Linked DNA regions of Homo sapiens: region 1 is linked to region 2. A link is an interaction called in ENCODE POLR2A ChIA-PET data of the cell type or tissue named here. Cell type or tissue: GM12878. All regions are shown on one strand. Each heading gives the region's core, and the rest is flanking DNA. Links, peaks and the distances in the headings are about the cores only. Region 1 has its middle 210 kb from the start of ZNF326. Region 2 has its middle 160 kb from the start of ZNF326.

Region 1 (10,582 bases), core at 4,032-8,031, 51 kb before region 2:
ATTAGAATAAACCAGAGATCTGATAACATGGAAAAACCCATCCCTCCATTAGTCAAAGAAAAATAATTTAATTGTCACCATAATCAAAGTGTGCTCCTATCAGGTATATTAAATGGAAATTGACATTTTTGTGAGGGAATCAAGTTAAAGCCTAGAATTATATCTTTTATGTAGTTTAAAATCTCAATTAGACTGTTTTTTCTACTATCAGTTTTTATCCTGAATGACAGCATTGGAAGGAGAGAGTTAAAGAAATTACAAAAAAAAAAAAAAAGAGAGAGAAAGAAAGATTGAACTGGCATTGCACATGCAAATGAATGCATTATGGTAGTGGGGTTTTTTTTCCACTGAATAAATTTACATTTACATCAGTTGGATCTGATGTAATTCTGCAACCAATGAAACTTAAATATATACATATTTTGTCATAAAAGCCCTCACAGCTCTAAACTTTTGGTTAAGATCTATTGTAAAACTAAGAATAAATTTCAGTCAACCAATTTTAGATTTGGCAACTTTTATTACTCATTTTACCCAGAAGTACACTTTAACTGGCACTTAACAATACTCAGTAGAAGTCTTGTCCAGTTTTCCTGTTAATTCCCTAGATTTTGTAACTATTCTCATAAATGGATGAAATTTTATAAACGCTCACTATAAAGAATGAATAATATAAATTGTCTGCTCTTGGCCAAGGACATGCTTGTGTGTGTGTGTGTGTGTGTGTGTGTGTGTGTGTATGTGTTACATGGCAACTATTCACATTTTTCCACTGAATTGATAATTGATCACAAAATTTAAAAAGTGGCAAAAATTGGTGAAGAAATAACTTCCTTTAGCTTAAGCAGTCACCCTGCTCCTCTGTTTCTTGCTTATGTTAGCTGTTGGAAAATAGTTAACACAGTCCTAGGCATTTGACCTGGTCACCTAAGGAGGCAGTGTCAATTAGTATGCAAGTAAAACAGCACAGAAACAAGCAACAGCAGCTACTCTAACATTCTAAGTGATCTTTCTATGTAATTACAATTTGTTTCATCACAGTCATTTCACATGACAAATTAGTGAAGCTGAGATCAGGGAGCTTTGCACAGTGGGGCTGTGTCAAGATTATAAAAGAGTAACCTGCCACTAAGTTGTCAAATTTAAGGGAAAGATGCAATTTCAAAGACTTTGTAATAATAAATATTTGTCAAGTGCCTATGTGCCAGACACTGTCAGATGAACTCTTAATTCTCCCAATAGCCTTACAAAGTAGGCATTATGGTTGCCATTTTATAGATGAGAAAACTAAGGGACAGAGAGGGAAATTCCATGTCTGAGTCCCACAGTTTGTAAGTGGCAGAGCTAGGACATAGCCCAACTTGGCCTGATTCTAAAGGCTGAGCTCTTCCCATGATGTGGCTGTACCTACAGGAAATCAGAAAAAGAATGGCTATTATCAGCAAAAATCACAGGAGTATATTTTACTAGCAGACAGAACAATGACTGTGATGGAAAGAATTTTCTAACAAGCCCACTGAAATCATTTTTGAAGATACCCACATCAGAACAATTGTAATACTAGAGACCTAATGATGTTCTTGTATTTATAAGGATCTTTTGCCTTGGATGGCTAACATTTCATGATTCAATCACAAAATCATATAAAATAGCTAATGGTAGCTATACCAAATCAGTAGCTCTCAGATTTCAGGAAGTGTTAGAATCACCTTGTGTTCATTAAAATATAGATTCCAAGGTCCCTGCCCCACCCAAAACTTAACCACTGGTTTTAGAGTGAGTGGGCCTAGGAATCTGTATTTGTGTCAGGCAACTGGTGATTCAGTTAATGGGGGTGGGGAAGGGATCTCAGTATCATGCCTTGAGAAACACTGGTGGGTATCAGAGAGTAATTACATAACCTGTTCAGTACCCTATACCATGAGTGATGGGGACGGGGGCATCTCCTCCCAGCACTCTAAGGAGATGACCACTTTCCTTAGCCTGCAGCTATTTTCACAGGAGGTGATCTCATGCAGTAAATTATGGGTGCATGGCTACCTTAGTCCCCAGATTCCATATCCCATCTCTGACTCTTCAGGCTTTTTATTCCCAATACCCACTCAGTCTTTTTTTCCTCTCATTTTCCCAATCTTTTCCATTCTCCAGGCCTTCTAAGCCCTCAGTGGGACCCCACACATTTAAAAAGGCCTTGACAACAATAAATGTATTTTAAATACCCAGCACCATGTTGAAGTCCATTCCCAGTGGTCAGAGCATGTACCCAGCAGTTCTGCCAGTTACTTAAATGCCACAACAGTGTGAAGTGAGGAAACCTTTCCTCCCTGTGTACCAGGGTCATGTTAGGAATTCACTACAGGCCTAGCGTACACAAGTCTATTTTCTGGTTCAAGATCCAGGAAAGAAAGTTTCAACCTCAGAATTCACATATTCAGCCCCCAAGCTCCCCCAGATGGAAGGGAGTCTCCCACAACACCAGGTCTTATGTGTGAGCCTCAGCACAGTGGTTTCTGCTTCCTCTTTCTACTTGTCTGTATGCTCCATCCAAGCTAGAGCACTTTAAGAACAGAGGCTGTGCTGTTTTTATTCCTGAATTCCCAGGGCTTAGCCCAGCGCTAGGAACATAACAAATGCTCAATAAATGTTTTTAAGTAAAGGCATATCAAGGAAATTAATCAAACAACAAATCGACTGAGTCTGGGGGAGGCAGCCCATTACTGCAGGTGTGTTTGATTCTCTGCACTTGTCACCCCCCATTCCTTCACCAGGACGTACATTTTTTCCTGATATACTTATAATGCAATCTGTAGACTGGAAAAGAAGTACCCTTGAACTTGAGTTAGGCTCTTTATACACTAAATGAAAATTACCATATTCTTCTATGTGTTGTTTGTTTTGTGTGTTCTTTGATTTTTATAAGAAAATACTGTCCTTCCCTGTCTGTGGAAAGGCTTTACCCCGACACACTAGAAAGAATGGCTGGAGGAACATGAACTCCTTACTGTGTCTGTATGGGTGTGATTTATTGTACTTTCCTTTATTGCAGGGCAGCCGAGGCAGGGGCAGCCATGGTGGCATGATGTAAGGTCATCACACATTCTTGGGCAGCACTTGGTGTTTCTCAGGTGCTCTGCTTATTTACCATCCCTGCAGCACCTCCAGGAAGGGAGGTCAGCATATTCTTCAGGGCTTAGCAGCAGAGGGATTGAAAACCCAGAAGAGTAAGAGGCAGGTGGTGCTGAGTCAGGGCTCAAACCATCTCCTCCTGCCAGGACTGCAGAATTCATTCCTTTGGGAGGGGCTTTGCAAAGCCTCTGCAGACTTCTGGATGGAAAGACCTGGTGACACACTGCAAGAAGCCAATTCAATCTGTTTATTTCAGAAGAAAAAGGGAATGAAAATTGAACCTTGAAATGTACACTCTGGGGATCCACAAACTCTCCGGTGGTGAGGAGCTACAAGCAATGTTTAAGCCACATGCAGGAGTATTTTACAAAGTTATTTACAAGATTAATCATTGGTGTCCATACGTGTGCTGTTAGTAGTGTTGTGGTGGCCCATACCCAGTGGGCAGGCTGGAAAGCAGTTCCTGAGATGCCAGTTCCCACAGGAACCCCAGCAGTTCTTGGATGCCTTGCTTTGCATTAGGTAAGGTTAGTGCAGGGTACAAAATGTGTTTACTTGGATCAGTAACTTGGAACACAAAGCAATGAATTCTATTTTGCCTGGACCTCTACCTCCCCAGCACACACAAAGACAAAGGTATTGTGAAATTTTCACCGCTGGATTTACTAGAGAAGTAGCCAGGATGAGACTTGGGTTTGCAAACCTAAAGAACTAAGCAGTGGTTTTAGTCAGCTTAGGCTGCTATAACAAAGCACATTAGACTTGAGGGCTTATAAACAACAGGAATTTGTTTCTCATGAATTCTGGAGGCTGGAATTCCGAGTTCAGGGTGCCAGCATGGTGAGGTTCTTCTAGATTGCAGACTACCGACTTATTATATCCTCACATAGCAGGAAGAAGGCAAGAGAGCTCTCTGGGGTCTCTTTTATAAAGGCACTAATTCCATTCTTAAGGCTCTGCCCTCATGATCTAATTACCTCCCAAAGGCCCCACTCCCTAAAACCATCATATTGGGAGTTAGGATTTCAACATGTGAATTTGGGGAGGAACAAACATTCAGTCAATTGCAGCAGGGTTAGTGCCCTCTGTGCTGGAAGAGCAATAGAGGGGAGGTAGAGAGATGAAGGTTAGAGACAGCCTTCATGGTTAACAGTATGGGCCTCACAATAACACCAAGTGTGGTCCAAGGACCAGCAGCATCAGCGTCACCAGGGAGCTAGTTAGAAATGCTAAACATTGGATCCCACTTAGACATACTGATGGTCAGAATCTCTAGGGCTGGAGTCCAGGAATCTGTGTTTTAATAAGTGTTTCAAATGATTCTTATGTGTGTTAAAGACTGAGAAGCACTGGCCCTGGACTTAGACGCTCAGGTCAGATAGTCTGGGCTTGTATCCTTCCCCATCATTCTTCTGCTGTGTGAGCTCCCCAGGTCTCCATTCTTTTCTTTGTAAACTAGGTATAACAATAATGCCTACTTCACGGGGTTGTTGTGTGGTCAGGATGATAAGATAATGTGTGTAAAGCACTTAGATCAGGATCTGGCAAATAAGCACTTACCAAAAGTATGCAGAATAAAATATAGACTTTCCCTTTACAAACCCTTAAACCCCACTTCTACCCAGAGCTCATGCTCCCAACTACCTTCCAAGGTCACCTCTTAGCCCACTGTCAACTCTAACTCACAAACCCTTGTATCTTGCCTAAGACTATTCATGATTCATTCATTCATAGGTCATAGGCAGTCCACAGGCATTCTTCTTCAATACCCTACTAAAACTTCTGTATTCCCCAACAGCTCAGGAATCAGCTGTGGATTCTGCCAGTCTTGGCTTGGGTTGGGAGGAGACCACATGATGTGTCTTCTCAAGAAGAAAGAAAATTCTAGAGAACCACCATGAAGTCTGGAGGCACTTATGAAAACAATGGGCTGGAACTCACTTCTCATCTTAGATTGGCTGTTTAATGAATGTTTATTGAGTAAGTTAATGAATGAAATTCACTCAACTTGGAAAATACAGTCTCAGGTTATGGTGGCAGGAGACTGGACTGGGTTTCTTCCCTCTGTTTATTCCAGAGATTTTTTTTTATGGTTCATTGACCCATTTAGAGGTGTCCGGGCAGCTTTTTTTATTTTGGCAACCTGCCAGTTTTATATGTATGCTAAACAGGCTCCTTTTCATATAAAATAATCACAATTTAACACAATTTTTTACATTTGCTTTTCTTTTCTTCCTTCCTTCCTTCTTTCCTTCCTTCCTTCTTTCATTCCTTCCTTCCTTCCTCCCTCCCTCCCTCCTCTTTCTCTCTCTTCCTTCCTTCTTTCCTTCCTTCCTCTCTGTCTCTCTCTCTGTCTCTCTTTCTTTCTTCTTTTCTTCCTTTCTTTTGTGTGGGTCTCACTACATTGCCCAGGCTGGTTTCAAATTACTGGCTTCAAGCGATCCTCCTGCCTCAGCCTCTCAAGTAGATGAGATTACAGGCAGAAGCAACTGCACCCAGCAACAAATAGTACTTTGATTCATTCCTAAGAAAGGCATTGAAATAAACAAAGAAAGATTACTATAGCCGTGGATTCATTTGGTCGATTGTTAGAGAAAGTGAAAGTCAAATCTTAAGCCTAATGAGTCAGGTAACAGTGAATGCTGATGTGTGTATGTGTGCGTGTGAGTGTGTGTGTGTGCGCATGCTTGTATGTATAAACAAAAGAAGGCAGCTAGGTCAGGGGAGGAAATACATTCCAATAGTACAGAAAAATACACACACACACACAGATAGGGATAGAGAGATAGAGAGAGAGATAGAAGAAAAGATCTGAAAATTTTTCCTTTCTCCAACCCTGCAAAGACTTAGAAGTACTCCAAATGAGTGCTTTTCAAACTATCTGTGGTGAAGAAAAAGTTTTTGTTATTTGGTTTTGCTTTTTACTTTCCTATGAGTTATGGACTAACACTACAAATGCTCTAAAATGAATTATTTTAAAAATAATATAAAATAAGTATACACAAAATAAATGACACTATCATTCCAGACATCTCTTACCCCGAGCTTGCCCTTGGGCTGAAGGAACTAGACACCAAACCATGTAAGAATCCACCTCTAAAATTCCAAGACTATCAAGTGAGCAAATGATATGGCATGGTTGCCCAAAGAAGTGGGTGACAGTAGTAGCAGAAATAGAACAGCTGTCTTCACCCCTGTTCCCCTGCCAGGTGATCCAGCATTCTGGGGACAGCCCACTGATTTCAATGATGAAGGCACATTCTAGTGGCCAGCGGCAGCTCAGCAGAGAGGACTACAAAGAGAGGAGCTACAAGAAAACTTCCTGTTGCCTCCCATGGAGATTTGGCAAGGCTTCGTATGCATATTTGTTATTTATTTTCTTCTTGAATTATACTTATTTCTCTAATCTTGTGCAAACAGTTCTTGCAAGAAGTGAGGACTGAGGAGACTGAGCTTGCTGTGAAATGTGAATTCCTAAGTGCAGCAAGGACACGGCTAAGAGGGTAAGAGCAATGCCTAGGCCCTCTCTCGGTGGCAACATTAACATGAGAGGGACTTTGAACTCCTGGATGCCCTGACATTTCTTCTGCCATTTGCTGTTCTGCTCCTTTGCCTCCCGCTCAATGTCCACCCTTTTAATAGTGCCATTTCATTCCTCAGACAAACACTGCTTACTCCCTCTGCCCACCACACTCCATTTCTGTCATTCCTTTGGGGCTTATTGGCTTTGTTTCTGGCCTGTGGCTTTTTGTGTGCTAGCGCTTCCTCTCCAAAATATGCCTGTTAAAAAGTATAAGCTATAAGTAGGGAGCAAATAAATATGGCAGTAACAATAAAACCATGATTTCTTTGAGAAGTCTCCCTTGATTTCATGAGATGTCTCAGATTCCCCAGAAAAGTCATGCTATACTCAGAGCTCGCAGAATGATGAATACATTTCACAAAAGTGTCCCCACTTACTCTAAATCATGAGCTTCATACATTAGCTTGACCCTTGTTGACTCTAGCAATGTGCCGTAGCACACAATTCACTCTCTCTGAGCTTTGTTCTTGCCTTTCTTTGTGGTTGGGTTGTCACGATTGCCACATGGCCCTCAGTGCACACACAGAGCCATAAGGAATATCCTTTCTAGTTATAAGCACAGATTTCCAAGTCAGGCAGAACTACATTTAAGTCTTGGGTCCACCATGTGGCAGCTGTATGACCTTGGACAGGTTACTTAGAGTCATGGAGACCTGGTGTACTCATCTATAAAATGGAAATGACGATAGCACCTGGCCCAGAGGGTTACTGTGAGGATTAAATTAGATGGTATATATAAAGTTATTGCAGTGCCTGGGACATAGTAGACACTCAATAAAAGTTAGCTATTATTGTAATCTGTCCTGGGGGACAGGAGGCACACCATGTCCTCTAACAGGTAACAAAGAACATTTGAAGAAATTGAGCTGAAAAATAAAATATAAGTGAATATGATTGTTGATTCCTATAACCCTGCTCATTTATTCAGGATGTGTTTACTCAGGACCTACTTAGTGCTGGTTACTGTGTTAGGTTAATAAGGCAGGATGCCTTAATGAGGAGCTCACACATATTGGAAAAAGCAAACCCATAAAAAGAAAATAACAATTCTTGTATCATCTTTGCTAGCCAAACAAATATCTGAGGGTATGAACTGATGTTAAGCTGTGTCCTTGGGAAACCTGATCGCTTGTAAAAACCTACCTGAAGTAATGATCCCCTGAGCTCTGGCTCACATTTGAGGCAGCTTTGAGGACAAGTGCACATGGGGTAAGGAAGGGGGCATGGCTTCCCTAGGGCCTGATCTAAAAGGGCACCCCAAACCCAAAAGATTTAAGGCCCAGGAATGTCTGTCAACAGTAGTTGTTATGGCAGACCCACCGATGCACATCAGGAAGGCAACCAACGAGACTCAAGCCAAATTCCCCGCTTTAAATTAACTTCTCGGCACATATTTCTGCAGGGTGTGTGCAGCTCTAGAAGGCAGCAGCAGCAGGGGCCCAGACCACTGCTTTTCTTTCCTCTGTTGTTTATAAAATTGAAGAGAGAAAAAGCAGCATTGGTCTCAAATTAATCTTCTCCTCCTCAGTCTAAAGGATGTGAGCATCAAGTCCATCATCTCCGAGCAAAACGTTGTGCGTGTTCTCTTGAACAAAGAGCATCTGTGACCAGTGGACTTGCCTGTTACCAGTACGCGATAAAGGGGACAGCGTAACAACCTCAGCCTTGGTGGCAGCTGCTTTCTTTCTTTTTCTCTTTTCTTTCTTTTTTTTTAATGCCTTTTTCAGAGGCAGCAGAAAAGGCTTTTCTTTAAAGAAGATTTCCTGGTTTGAGGGAGGGTTAAATAAACAAATGATAACAACACCAATCAACCCTCTTTGCTTACAGCCTGCAGAGTCAATCTGCCTCCTTGCTGTGGAGCTACCAACCAGCAAAGGCAAACTAATTAGACACAGACAAACACTTAGGCAATCACACCTTGTGAATGTAAGCGTCTTCCTGTCATTTGGCAAGTCTCTCAGCTGCCTCTGAGCGTGAGACAACAAATCCCCTGCAAACAAGTTCCTCACGCTCCCCGTTAGTGAGACCTAACGGATCACAATGGCTAGAGGTGAAAGGTGGCAGTCTCGTCAGGTAATGACATCTCTCCAACAGCCCATATTAAAACAGCGGCACTTGTTTAGACTAGCCTATTTGCACCTACCTACAGAGGGCCTTTTTAATGTAATTATTGGCCTCTGCCGCCTTGCTTAGGATTTGAAAATATCGTTCATTTTCATCTTGCTTCAGCTACCGCTGCTATCTCCTATTCAGGCTCAGTCACCTCATCTTCCCACAACTAAGTGTAGAAACAAGCATAAGCTGGAAGAGATGAATTAACAAGAACAAGTTGGCAGGTGAGCTATGTGACAAAAAAAAAAAAAAAAAAGAAGGGATTTGACAATATATTCTAATCACTACCTGTCTGTGGAAATCTTGAAAAATTTAAATGGCTTTTCTTAGCAAGACCAAAAAGCTATTGCAATAATTGACCAAACCTATAGATGTAAAAGCAAAGAGGCTGGAATCTAGTAATAGTATGCAGCTGGTAAACAACTATATGTTGCTTTAAAAAACAAACAAACAAAAAAAAAAAACAGAAGGAGGCAAGAATCTATTGACAGGCTGGGCTAGGAGTTCTGATAACTGCTCATCATAGTGCAGAATTTGGCCTTTGACATTTTAAGTAGCTGGAAGGGATGGTCCCACCTGACCTCACTCTGTATTATACAAACAAATGTATCATCATGTAAAAGTTTGGCTGATACATTACAGACCTGTAGGTCAAAGACCAGAATTTCTAAGTCCCCCGAATGGTTTCCATCTCTGCTTATAAGTGTCCAGGTCATATTCGGGCAGAGCAGTGGGGCATTTTATCTACCCACTATTAATTGTTAAATATCTGCTGTTGCTTGGAGCTGTGCTCACTTAAAAATGATGCAGTTGACTTTCTGTCGAGATGGCTTTCAATCTTGCTCCTCAAACCTTACTGGTGCTCTCGTTGCTCTGTAGTTTATGGCCATCACTTATTAATGGTTATAAACAGGGATGATTTTTTTCAAAGGTAACAACAGCTTAAACTGTCACTGAGGAGAGGCGTTTGTATAAAGGAATGCACAGCTTCCTCTCTTCTTCCTGTATTTTTCCTTTAGTCTCTTCTCCTTTATCTTCTTTCTCTCCATCCCCCTTCCCCATGGAAGGGGCAGATTTTACAGAAGTCAGCTTCCAGAAGAGCTTTGAATGAGAAGAATAATTAGGGCCACAGAGACTCCAGGATGCAAATAGTATGGGATAAATCTCCAGGACAGAAAAAAATTTTAAAAAAGGCCACCTGTAAAGAGAGTGCCTAGAAGGAGTATTTATTCTACGTGTCTTGACCTATTACTTTGTGCCAGGTACCGTGCTAGGCAAGCAGGGTAGGAAGAAAAATGTGAAATGGTCCCTGTTCCAATATACTGAGGAAAAGAGAAATCATGGCAACTGCGAGATGATTCCACCCTTGACCTTCTGATTCTAAATCAGCTGCTTATCAGTGCATTAGCCACTCTGTTAACACCGATTCAGAATTACTAGGAAGAGATTACGGCTCACAACTGAAAATGAGGACAAAAATTCAAATTCAAAACAGCAAATGAGAGGAGATTAGAGAGAAAGGACATTGTTTTTCTAGTAAATGACACAATTTTAACAAAAACTTTTAGACAAGAAAATAAGAGAAACAAGATCAGACTTTTACTCTCCTCTCACTGACTCTTTTCAATACAGGAGACAGGACTCCAGGAGAAAGACGGGGGCATAGAGCAATGCCTGTAATGCCCATTCACTCTTCAACTTCTGATCCAAGTAATCAAAAAGATTCACAAAAGGACAAAAATTGGCAACAGCCCTGAAAGC
Region 2 (10,582 bases), core at 5,929-9,928:
CTAAAACGATGGGTCCCCAGAAAGGTATGCTCTGGTCTGAAAATACGTCTGAATTAGTAGTTTTTACACCTTGAAAGCAACAGCAACTTCTCCAAAATGAGCGTAACATTATTTAACAGGCATTTCATGGCAAATGCTATTAAAGCAATTCATTTTGAACTTTGCATTTCAATTTTAAAACCACTAGTGGAAGTAACTCTCCCTCTCTCTTGAAGACTACATCACCTTTAAAACAAGCTCATCATCCACTAATCCATTTCCAAGCCCAGTTAGGGAAACTGGGTTAAGCACATACAACAGTAGGCTGTGGCTTGATTGAGTGAGAGTTCCTTCTTTATCATGATTGGCAGAGTCCTCACTAGGGAAAGCAGAGCACCTGGTTCTAACTCTAATTTGTCTTCTTTGCATGAATAATTCATGCTACCTCTACCTGACCAGGCCATTACAACAGTAGGGAATGGTCTCTACATACAGATCCCTGGCTAAAGCCTGGTCTGAACACACTGTCCCTTCCGACCCAGCAGAAAAATTCGGCTTCTATGCAGGTCAGTTCTTGTTCAAGATCAGGTTGATGGCCACTTAATGTTAAATTGGTGTACTGTGAATTTGGCATTAGTAATTCCCAGTTTGTTTTATCTAAGGACTGGCCTGCTTCAACATTTAACCTTTAAAGAAATGCAGATCCCTTCCTGGTAAGATGGGACCATGTTATGTGAACATTTTGAGAATATCTATTTATTTGAAAGTTTTATAGAATGGCACATATCTGTAAATGGAACAGAAACTCGGATTGATTTTGAAGAAGGAAGGAAGGAAGGAAAGAAAGGAGGGAGGGAGGGAGGGAGGGAAGATATGAATCGGCTCTGCACAGATGTGGGTGCATCCAAGCTCAGCTGGTAAGTTCTCAGTTAGTTGACTTGTTTGTTTGGTGAGATTCTTATAAGAACTGCTCACCATGGGCTGCACTGTGAGGGCTCCTCACAGCCTTAGATCCTGACCAAACACAGTCCTTGACTTAGTTTCAAAACTGATCAATGCCACAGAACATGCCATGACCCTGCCTGGAAAGCCCTTCCTATGTCGCTGATCTAATTCACCACCCCTGTGTGGCCATCACACTTCAAGCACAGTCTAGTTGGAGATAACATAATTCATTATAATTGGTTTTCCTGACAGAAATGATTTACAAACTCACTGGAGGACTGAGAAACTCCATACTAACCTTCAAAAAATAATCCCAAAGTCAGTCCTATCTCAGGCCAGGAGCTCCAAGGGAGCTTCTGCTGCCCACCCCCAGGAAGCTGGGGAACTAGAAACCTGGAGAACAAGGAAGTGGCTGCTAAGTAGCTGACTCCAAAGCCATGTTGCCTCTACCACAATTGACCCAGCAAGGTGGATGCCCTACTCTCTGCCAGTCAAAGCCCTAAGGGCCAGGGCCAGGGCACTGGGACCTCTGCTTCAGCAGGAAAGCTAAATGCTCCCCATGCCGTGGGCCAGCAGAGACTTGACTCTGGCTCACAGGGCTCCACTCCTGCCTTCCCAGCCTCAGTCAGGAACGTCTGATTGTGCAGCCTCAATCTCATCCAGAACACTAGCTCTCCAGCCTCTGCACTTCAGGCAAGCATGGAGAGAAGACATAGTTCTTCCAGCAGTGAGGAGGTGGGGGGCCAAAGGAGGGGGTCAAGAGAGGAATTAGAATCCGAAAATAACTGACAGGATGGAGAGAGCTGAGACCAAGAAAGTCTATCTACTCCTGACACCACTGAAGAGCACAGCCAATTAGCCTGAAGGGGTTGTGCTAGATAGAGCGTAACTTGAAATCTCTTTCATGTGCCACACTGAAGAAACACAGGTCTTGGAATCAAAAGACCTACTAGGTATTCCATGATCACCTCACTGAGCATCAGTTTCTGTGTTTGTAAAAATTGGAATGATAGTGTTTAGTAAATACTTATCCTATTTCTTCTCTGCTTAGCACTGACTTATCTATTAGGCACAGAAGGCACAGTACCTACAGCCCACAATACCTAAAGGAGACAAAAAAAATTAAAATTCTTTTAAAGTCAGAAGAAAAGAGTAATTTAATCTAGCCTGGATTATATTCATCACTATATCAAAGCAATCATAAAATATAGTTTTTAATATTTTATGAAGCTCCCTTCAAGGTCTCAAGGGGTTAAGTGACAAGGGCCCACAAAAGTCATAATGTGGCCCTGTCTCCTCCCTCCTTTTTGAAGACCTTTCTCTCCACCACACCTTATCCACCTGGTGATAGTACTGAGTCATCAGCAACTATTTTTGTACTCATGACTCTGCAGTTTTGGTTTGATTGTACCAAGACCTATATTTGACCCAAGCTGGGACAGTTAGAGTCCAGTCCACTCAACCCTCATCATTCTGGACACTGTAGACTTGTTTGAGGTAGGGCAGGTGAGTAGTATTTGGGGATGGGTCACCTGACTCAACTCGGGCCAATCAATTTCTTCCTTATGAATTTGGACTTGTTAATATCAAGCTGACACTCAATATTAACCATCACAGAGCATAAGGGACATTTTTTTTTTTTGAGACATGATCTCACTCTGTTGCCCAGGCTGGTGTGCAGTGGTGTGATCTTGGCTCACTGCAACCTCCACCTCCCAAGATCAAGTGATCCTCCTACCTCAGCCTGCCAAGTGGGTGGGACTACAAGCATGAGCCACTGCACCTGGCTAATTTTTGTATTTTTTATAGAGACAGGGTTTCACCATGTTGCCCGGGCTGGTCTTAAACTCCTGGGCTCAAGTGATCCACTTGCCTTGGCTGCCTGAAGTGCTGGGAACACAGGTGTGAGCCACTGAGCCCAGCCCATAAGGGAACTTTTGAGGTGTCAGAAATGTTCTATATCTTGATTGTGGTGGAGCCTACAAAACTGTATGGGTTTATCAAAACACAGACCTGTACACTACAAATGATGAACGTTACTGTAAGTAAATTATATCTCAGTAAATCTGATTTTTACATTTTCATGGAGAAAAAAGTAACTTCATTTGCTTAAACTAGTACCAATGTGTTCCTATAACTTTCAATTAAGAGTTCTAAGTGAGACTCCCTGGATGAAGATGGAGAATAGGAGGCAAGACTAACTTGCAGCTCCCACTTGGACAGACAGAGCAGCATGTGGAGACTCACATAGTGAACTTTTGCTCCAAGAACTAGCACAGCAATATACCAGGAAAGTTGAAAGAATCCACAGACCCTTTGAAGGAACTGAATAATCACTGCAGGCTCCCCGAGACTCTGAAAAACTATGAGACTGCTTGCTTGCTCAATGATGAGGCTGGTGGTCTGGAGCAAGTTCTCAGCCCTCCTCTCCAGATGCCTGGAAATAGACTCAGTGCTGTTGGGGGGCACAGTGGGAGTGAGACCAGCCTTTAGGACTGCGGGCTGCATGGAAGCAGGGTGAGGCTTGTGACTGCCAGCTTTCCCCTACTTCCCTGGTGACCTGCGTGATGCGGCATAGTCAGCCATAATCCCCCGAGAACATAACTCCATTGGCCTGGGAACTACACCCCCATCTCTCACAGCAGTCACAGCAAGCCCCACCCAAGGAGAGTCTGAGTTCAGACACGGCTGACCCTGCCCCCACCTGATGATCTTTCTCTACTCTTCCTGGTTGTGAAAGACAAAGGACAATCTCTTGGGAGCTCTATAGCCCCACCTACCACCTGATCCTCCCTATAAAAACAGAGCTGATGTGCTCTTGAAAGTGCCACCTATTGGCTGGAGGCCAACCAACACAAAACTGGTGCACTAAACAAAAATACAAACAAGGACCCTCACAGAGTCCACTTCACTCCCCTGCTACCTCCACCAGAGCAGGTGCTGGTATCCACAGATGAAAGACCTGAAGATGAATCACATCACAGGACTCTTTGCAGACACTCCCCAGTACCAGCCTGGAGCCTGGTAGCACCTCTAGATGACTAGACCCAGAAAAGCAAAACAATCACTGCAGTTTGGCTCTCATGAAGCCCATCCCAAGGGAGAGAACACCACATCAAGAGAGCACCTTGTGGGACAAAATATTCTGAACAGCAGCCCTGAGTCCCAGATCTTCCCTCTGACATAGTCTACACAAATGAGAAGGAACCAGAAAAACAATTCTGGTAATAGGAAAAAACAAGGTTCTTTAACACCCCCAAAAGATCACACCAGCTCACCAACAATGGATCCAAACCAAGATGAAATATCTGAATTGCCAGAAAAAGAATTCAGAAGGTCAGTTATTAAGCTAATGAAGGAGGTACCAGAGAAAGGTGAACTCCAAATTAAAGAAATTGAAAACATGATACAGGATATGAAAGGAAAAATCTTCAGTGAAATAGCTAGCATAAATAAAACCAATCACAACTTCTGGAAATCAAGGATGCACTTAGAAAGACGCAAAATGCACTGGAAAGTCTCAGCAATATAATCAGATAAGCAGAAGAAAGAACTTCAGAGCTCAAAGACAAGGCTTTCAAACTAACCCAATCTATCAAAGACAAAGAAAAAAGAATTTTTAAAAATGAGCAAACCCTCCAAGAAGTTTGGGACTATGTTAAGCATCCAAACCTAAGAATAATTGGTGTTGCTGAGGAATAAGAGAAATCTAAAAGTCTGGAAAATATGTTTGAGGGAATAATCAAGGAAAACTTCCCTGGCCTTGCTAGAGATCTAGACATCTAAATACAAGAAACCCAAAGAACACCTGGTAAATTCATTGCGAAAAGATCATTGCCTATGCACATAGTCATCAGATTATCTAAAGTCAAGATGAAGGAAAGAATCTTAACAGCTGTGAGGCAAAGGCATCAGATAACTTATAAAGAAAAACCTATCAGATTAACAGCAGATTTCTCAGCAGAAAACCTACAAGCCACAGACATTCAATGCCATCCCATAAAAGCAGCCGGGAAGGGGGCTATATCCTGCAAAGCCACAGGGGCAAAGCTGCCCAAGGCTGTGGGAGCCCCCCTCTTGCATCAGCGTGACTTGGATGTGAGACATGGAGTCAAAGGAGATCATTTTGGAACTTTAAGTTTTAATGACTGCCCTACTGGATTTCGGACTTGCATGGGGCCTGCGGCCCCTTTGTTCTGGCCAATTTCTCCCATTTGGAACAGCTGTATTTACCCAATGCCTGTACACCCCATTGTATCTAGGAAGTGACTAACTTGCTTTTGATTTTACATGCTCATAGGTGGAAGGGACTTGCCTTGTCTCAGATGAGACTTTGGACTTGGACTTTTGAGTTAATGCCAGAATGTGAAGAATTTGCAGGACTGTTGGGAATGCATGATTATGTTTTGAAATGTGAGGACATGAGATTTGAGAGGGGCCAGGGCAGAATGATATGTGTTGGCTGTGTCCCCAACCAAATCTCATATTATATTGTAGTTCCCATAATCCCTATGTGTCATGGGAGGAACCCAGTGGGAGGTAAATGAATCATGGGGGCTGTCAACCCCATGCTGCTGTTCTTGTGATAGTGAGTGAGTTCTCACAAGATCTGATGGTTTCATAAGGGGCTTCTCCCACTTTTGCTCAGCACTTATCCTTGCTGCTGCCATGTGAAGAAGGACATGTTTGCTTCCTCTATTGCCATGATTGTAAGTTTCCCGAGGCCTCCCCAGCCATGCTGAGCTGTGAGTCAACTAAACTTCTTTCCATTAAAAATTACCCAGTCTCAGTTGTGTCTATTAGCAGCATAAGAATGGGCTACTACATATTGGAAGTCCTAACCAGCGCAATCAGACAAGAGAAAGAAATGAAGGGCATCCAAGCTAGTAAAGAGGAAGTCAAACTGTCACTGTTTGTTGATGATATGATCTTATACCTAGGAAACCCTAAAGACTCATCCAAAAAGCTCCTAGAACTGGTAAATGAATTCAGCAAAATTTTAGGATACAAAATTAATGTACAAAAATCAGTAGCTCTGCTATACACCAAAAGCAACCAAGCCGAGAATCAAATCAAGAACTTAACTCCTTTTATAATAGCTTCAAAAAAATGAAGTAATTAGGAATACACCTCACCAAGGAGGTGAAAGACCTTTACAAGAAAAACTACAAAACACTGCTCAAAGAAATCATAGATGACACAAACAAATGGAAACACATCCCATGCTCATGAATGGGTAGAATCAATATTGTGAAAATGACCATACTGCCAAAGTCAATTTACAAATTTAATGCAATTCCCATCAAAATACCATCATCATTCTTCACAGAACTAGAAAAAACAATCCTAAAATTCATAAGGAACCAAAAAAGAGACTCATAGCCAAAGCAAGACTAAATGAAAAGAACAATTCAGGTGGCATCACATTACCTGACTTTGAACTATACTATAAGGCCATAGTCACTAAAACAGCATGGTACTAGTATAAAAATAGGCACACAGACCAGGCGCACTGGCTTACACCTGTAATCCCAGCACTTTGGGAGGCTGAGGCGGATGGATCACCTGAAGTCAGGAGTTCAAGACCAGCCTGGCCAACATGGCAAAACCCCATCTCTACTAAAAATACAAAAAATTAGTGGGTGTGGTGGCAGACACCTGTAATCCCAGCTACTTGGGAAGCTGAGGCAGGGAGAATAGCTTGAACTGGGGAGGCAGAGGTTGCAGTGAGCAGAGACCATGCCACCGCACTCCAGCCTGGCAACAGAGCAAGACTCTGTCTCAAAAAAAAAAAAAAAGAAAGAAAGAAATAGGCACGTAGACCAATGGAACAGAATAGAGAACTCAGAAACAAATCCAAATACTTACAACCAACTGATCTTTAAGAAAGCAAGCAAAAACATAAAGTGGGGAAAGGACACCCTATTCAACAAATGGTGCTGGGATAATTGGCGAGCCACAGGTAGAAGAGTGAAACTGGATCCTCATATCTCACCTTATATAAAAATCAATTCAACATGGATAAAAAGCTTAAATCTAAGAACTGAAGCCATAAAAATTGTAGAAGATGACATCAGAAAAGTCCTTCTAGACATTGGCTTAGGCAAAGACTTCATGACCAAAAACCCGAAAGCAAATTCAACAAAAAAAAAGATAAATAGATGGGACTTAAACTAAAAAACTATTCACAGCAAAAAGAAGGAATCAGCAAATTAAACAGACAACCCACAGAGTGGGAGAAAATCATCACAATCTATACATCCGACAAAGGGCTAATATCCAGAATCTACAAAGAACTCAAACAAATCGGAATGAAAAGAACAATCTCATCAAAAAGTGGGCTAAGGACATCAATAGACAATTCTCGAAAGAAGATATACAAATAGCCAATAAGCAATTTGGAAAAATGCTCAACATCATTAATTATCAGGGAAATGCAAATCAAAGCCACAATGTGATACCACCTTACTCCTGCAAGGATGGCCATAATCAAAAAATCAAAAAATAATAGATATTGGCATGGATGTGCTGAAAAGGGAACATTTTTACACTGTTGGTGGGAATGTAAACTAGTACAACCACTGTGGAAAACAATGTGGAGATTCCTTAAATAACTAAAAGCAGATGCAGCAATCCCACTACTAGGTATCTACCCAGAAGAAAAATAGTCATTATACGAAAAAGAGACTTCCACACGCATGTTTATAGCAGCACAATTTGCAATTGCAAAAATATGGAACCAGCCCAAATGTCCATCAATCAATGGGTGGATAAAGAAAATGTGGTATATATATACAATGGAATACTACTCAGCCCTAAAAAGGAACGAAATAATGGCATTCGCAGCAACCTGGATGGAATTCGAGACTATTATTCTAAGTGAAGTAACTCAGGAATGGAAAACCAAGCATCATATGTTCTCACTCATAATTGGGAGCTAGGCTATGAGGATGCAAAAGCATAAGAATGATACAATGGACTTTGGGGACTTAGGGAAAAGGCTAGGAGGTGGGTGAGGGATAAAAAAACTACACATTGGGTACAGTGTACACTGCTTGGGTGATGGTGGGTGCACTGAAACCTCAGAAATCACCACCAAAGAACTTATTCATGTAACCAAACATCACCAGTTCCCCAAAAACCTATTGAAATAAAAAACAAATTTTAAAAAGAGTCCTAAGTGATAAAAATATCCAACTTACAATGTTGTGAGAATTAAATGACACAATGTAGTTTCATGTTATGAGGAAGTTAATTCTAATATTAACTCATAAGGCTAAATTTACCCTTGAAAATTCATTAACTCCCCCATAAAATACAGTGTACATTTTTTATGTATACAACCTGGTACAACAGTTCTTATATACACCAAAGTTTGAGAATATAAAGGAAATGTATACGCAGATGATTGAGCTATTAGTTAAAAACAGTCTTTAAAGACAGACTACCTTGGTTCAAATCCCAGTTCCACCACTTCCGGACCCTGGGAAAGGTGCTTCTCTATGCTTCAGGTTTTTCATCTGTACATTGGTGATAATAGTATCTAACTCATAGGTTTGTAGTGCAAATTAGTTAATATATGTAAAACTGTCAGCCAGGCACAATGTAAAGACTATATAATAATGCATTAGCTGTCAATCTGTCAGATAGACCTGCATTATAAGCCCAGCTTCCTCCACTCAGTGAATATCTATTAAGCATCTACAATATAACCACGCACAATTAATTCTAGGTTCTGATAAAAACAAAGATTTTAATTTTTTTTTTTTTTTTTTTTTTTTTTTTTTGAGACGGAGTCTCGCTCTGTCGCCCAGGCTGGAGTGCAGTGGTGCGATTTTGGCTCACTGCAAGCTCCGCCTCCCAGGTTCACGCCATTCTCCTGCCTCAGCCTCCCGAGTAGCTGGGACTACAAGCGCCCGCCATCACGCCCGGCTAATTTTTTTGTATTTTTAGTAGAGACGGGGTTTCACCCTGTTAGCCAGAATGGTCTCGATCTCCTGACCTCGTGATCCGCCTGCCTCAGCCTCCCAAAGTGCTGGGATTACAGGCGTGAGCCACCGTGCCCTGCCAGATTTTAATTTTTGATGGTTACAGTCTATTGGCTTTGCCAAATACTGGCTACATGATCTTGGGCAAAGTTTCTTCATCGGTTGTCATAATGTGTATAGGTGCATAGCACAATGTATGACACAAAGTAAAGGGTAGCTATGTCTAGTGGCTATTATCATGCCCCAGTATGGTATCATAAACGCTAAGTTTATGATAAGTGTTTTTCCATAAACACTAGGAATCTGAGTCTTGACGAAGAATGCATCACTCACGCCTTTCCCCACCAATAGGGGGAGTCATTTTTCAGTTCCGCACTGGGATACATCTTACCAGTTCCAGGCTCCACATAAACCAGGGAATGTATTCTGCATATCCATCAGTTTGGTTTCCCAAAACACGGCAGGTGCCACGTCCTCCTCTGAGTTAGTCTGATAAGAAAAGGAACTTGAAGCAATATCTCTTTTTTTGTCTAAATGTAGGGCCTTTAAACAGAGGATACACACACTCAAGGTATGAGTAAAATCAAAGGAAATGTAAACAGCGCCTCCCATTCTCCTTAAAAAGGGAATAAAGTGGAGTACGCTTAATCCAAAGAGGGAAGTACAAGGGTTCCACTTATTCCAAGTAGAGGAGTTCAGGAGAAGTAGGTGTAGTTATTCCATCTAGGACTGACATATGCAAACTGTAGTTTGTAAAAAGCACAAGGGGCTCTGGCTGAAGGGGTGCGTGAGAGATGAAATCTACTAGCGAAATCTACTAGCCTTGGCAGTTTTGCAACTACTCAGTTGAAGAAGTGTCTCTTTCATTACTCAAAGGTACCTTATGCTTACCACTTCATGTACCTTGAGCTGGGTAGACCCCAAATGGTCTGCTTTTTTTAATTTGCAAAAAGTCATGGCAAGCCCAGCAGTGGCCCAGGTTTTAATAGGTTAAGCAGCCCCAAGAAACCAAACTTGATCCAGAGTTGAGAAGGGAGAAAACAGGTCTCCATCAGTGGCTTCAGGAAGTGTAACAGTAGCCACATGGACAGCATCACTGTATGACCTGTGCCTCAGGCTGCCCAAACAACGGACCCTCTCTATTTATTGCATGAATTGAGTTTGATCTTGCCATTTAGAGATGTCTACAAATTCAGGAGTTAAGCTGCCCACCCATAAGTGATCCACCAACCCTTTTAAAATAATGCTTAGAATTCAAACAAAATAATTTATTTGCTTCAGCTAGCACTGTATTAAGGTCTGTACGTTTCAATTAATTTAAAGATAATCTGGTTACCAGAAAAAAGAAAATGTCATAACAAAGCAGGATTTTTGTGGGGAGTCCAGACCTCAACAAAGGCTTCCTTTAAGTACCCCATCATCACTGCTCCCTCTCATCACCTCTTTAAAGGGGCTTTAAGTTCCTGTCCTTCTCCTGCCAGCCTGATTTCCCTTCAATAGGGATTTTTAAACTTGGCCCCTTCCTTCCTGTTCAAAGACCATTGCATTTTATTTGGGTATCCATGGTACAAATCATTGTGCTCCACCTCAAACTCGTTAGGATACCTCAAATCTTTTATTTAGCTTCATTGTACCTAAATTTTCTCTTCCGTTAAAGTGGCTTAATATCC

The links. ChIA-PET counts read pairs that join two places held together with the same protein. Peaks named below come from ENCODE experiments on the same cell type or tissue, not always from the same donor. Only the 100,000 strongest peaks of a DNase experiment are listed, where the experiment ranks them.
Region 1: POLR2A ChIA-PET joins it to region 2 with 6 read pairs; 2 of 35 experiments call an interaction of 5 or more read pairs at or near these places.

Annotation. Positions count from the first base shown.
Region 1 is chr1:90,196,864-90,207,445 of GRCh38, reverse strand. No RefSeq gene overlaps it. Among named protein-coding and RNA genes, the nearest start is that of ZNF326, 210 kb to the right of the region's middle. In GM12878, for the core only: no CTCF peak of the experiment used is centred there; a DNase peak (open chromatin) is centred at 5,804.
Region 2 is chr1:90,147,997-90,158,578 of GRCh38, reverse strand. No RefSeq gene overlaps it. Among named protein-coding and RNA genes, the nearest start is that of ZNF326, 160 kb to the right of the region's middle. In GM12878, for the core only: no CTCF peak of the experiment used is centred there; no DNase peak of the experiment used is centred there.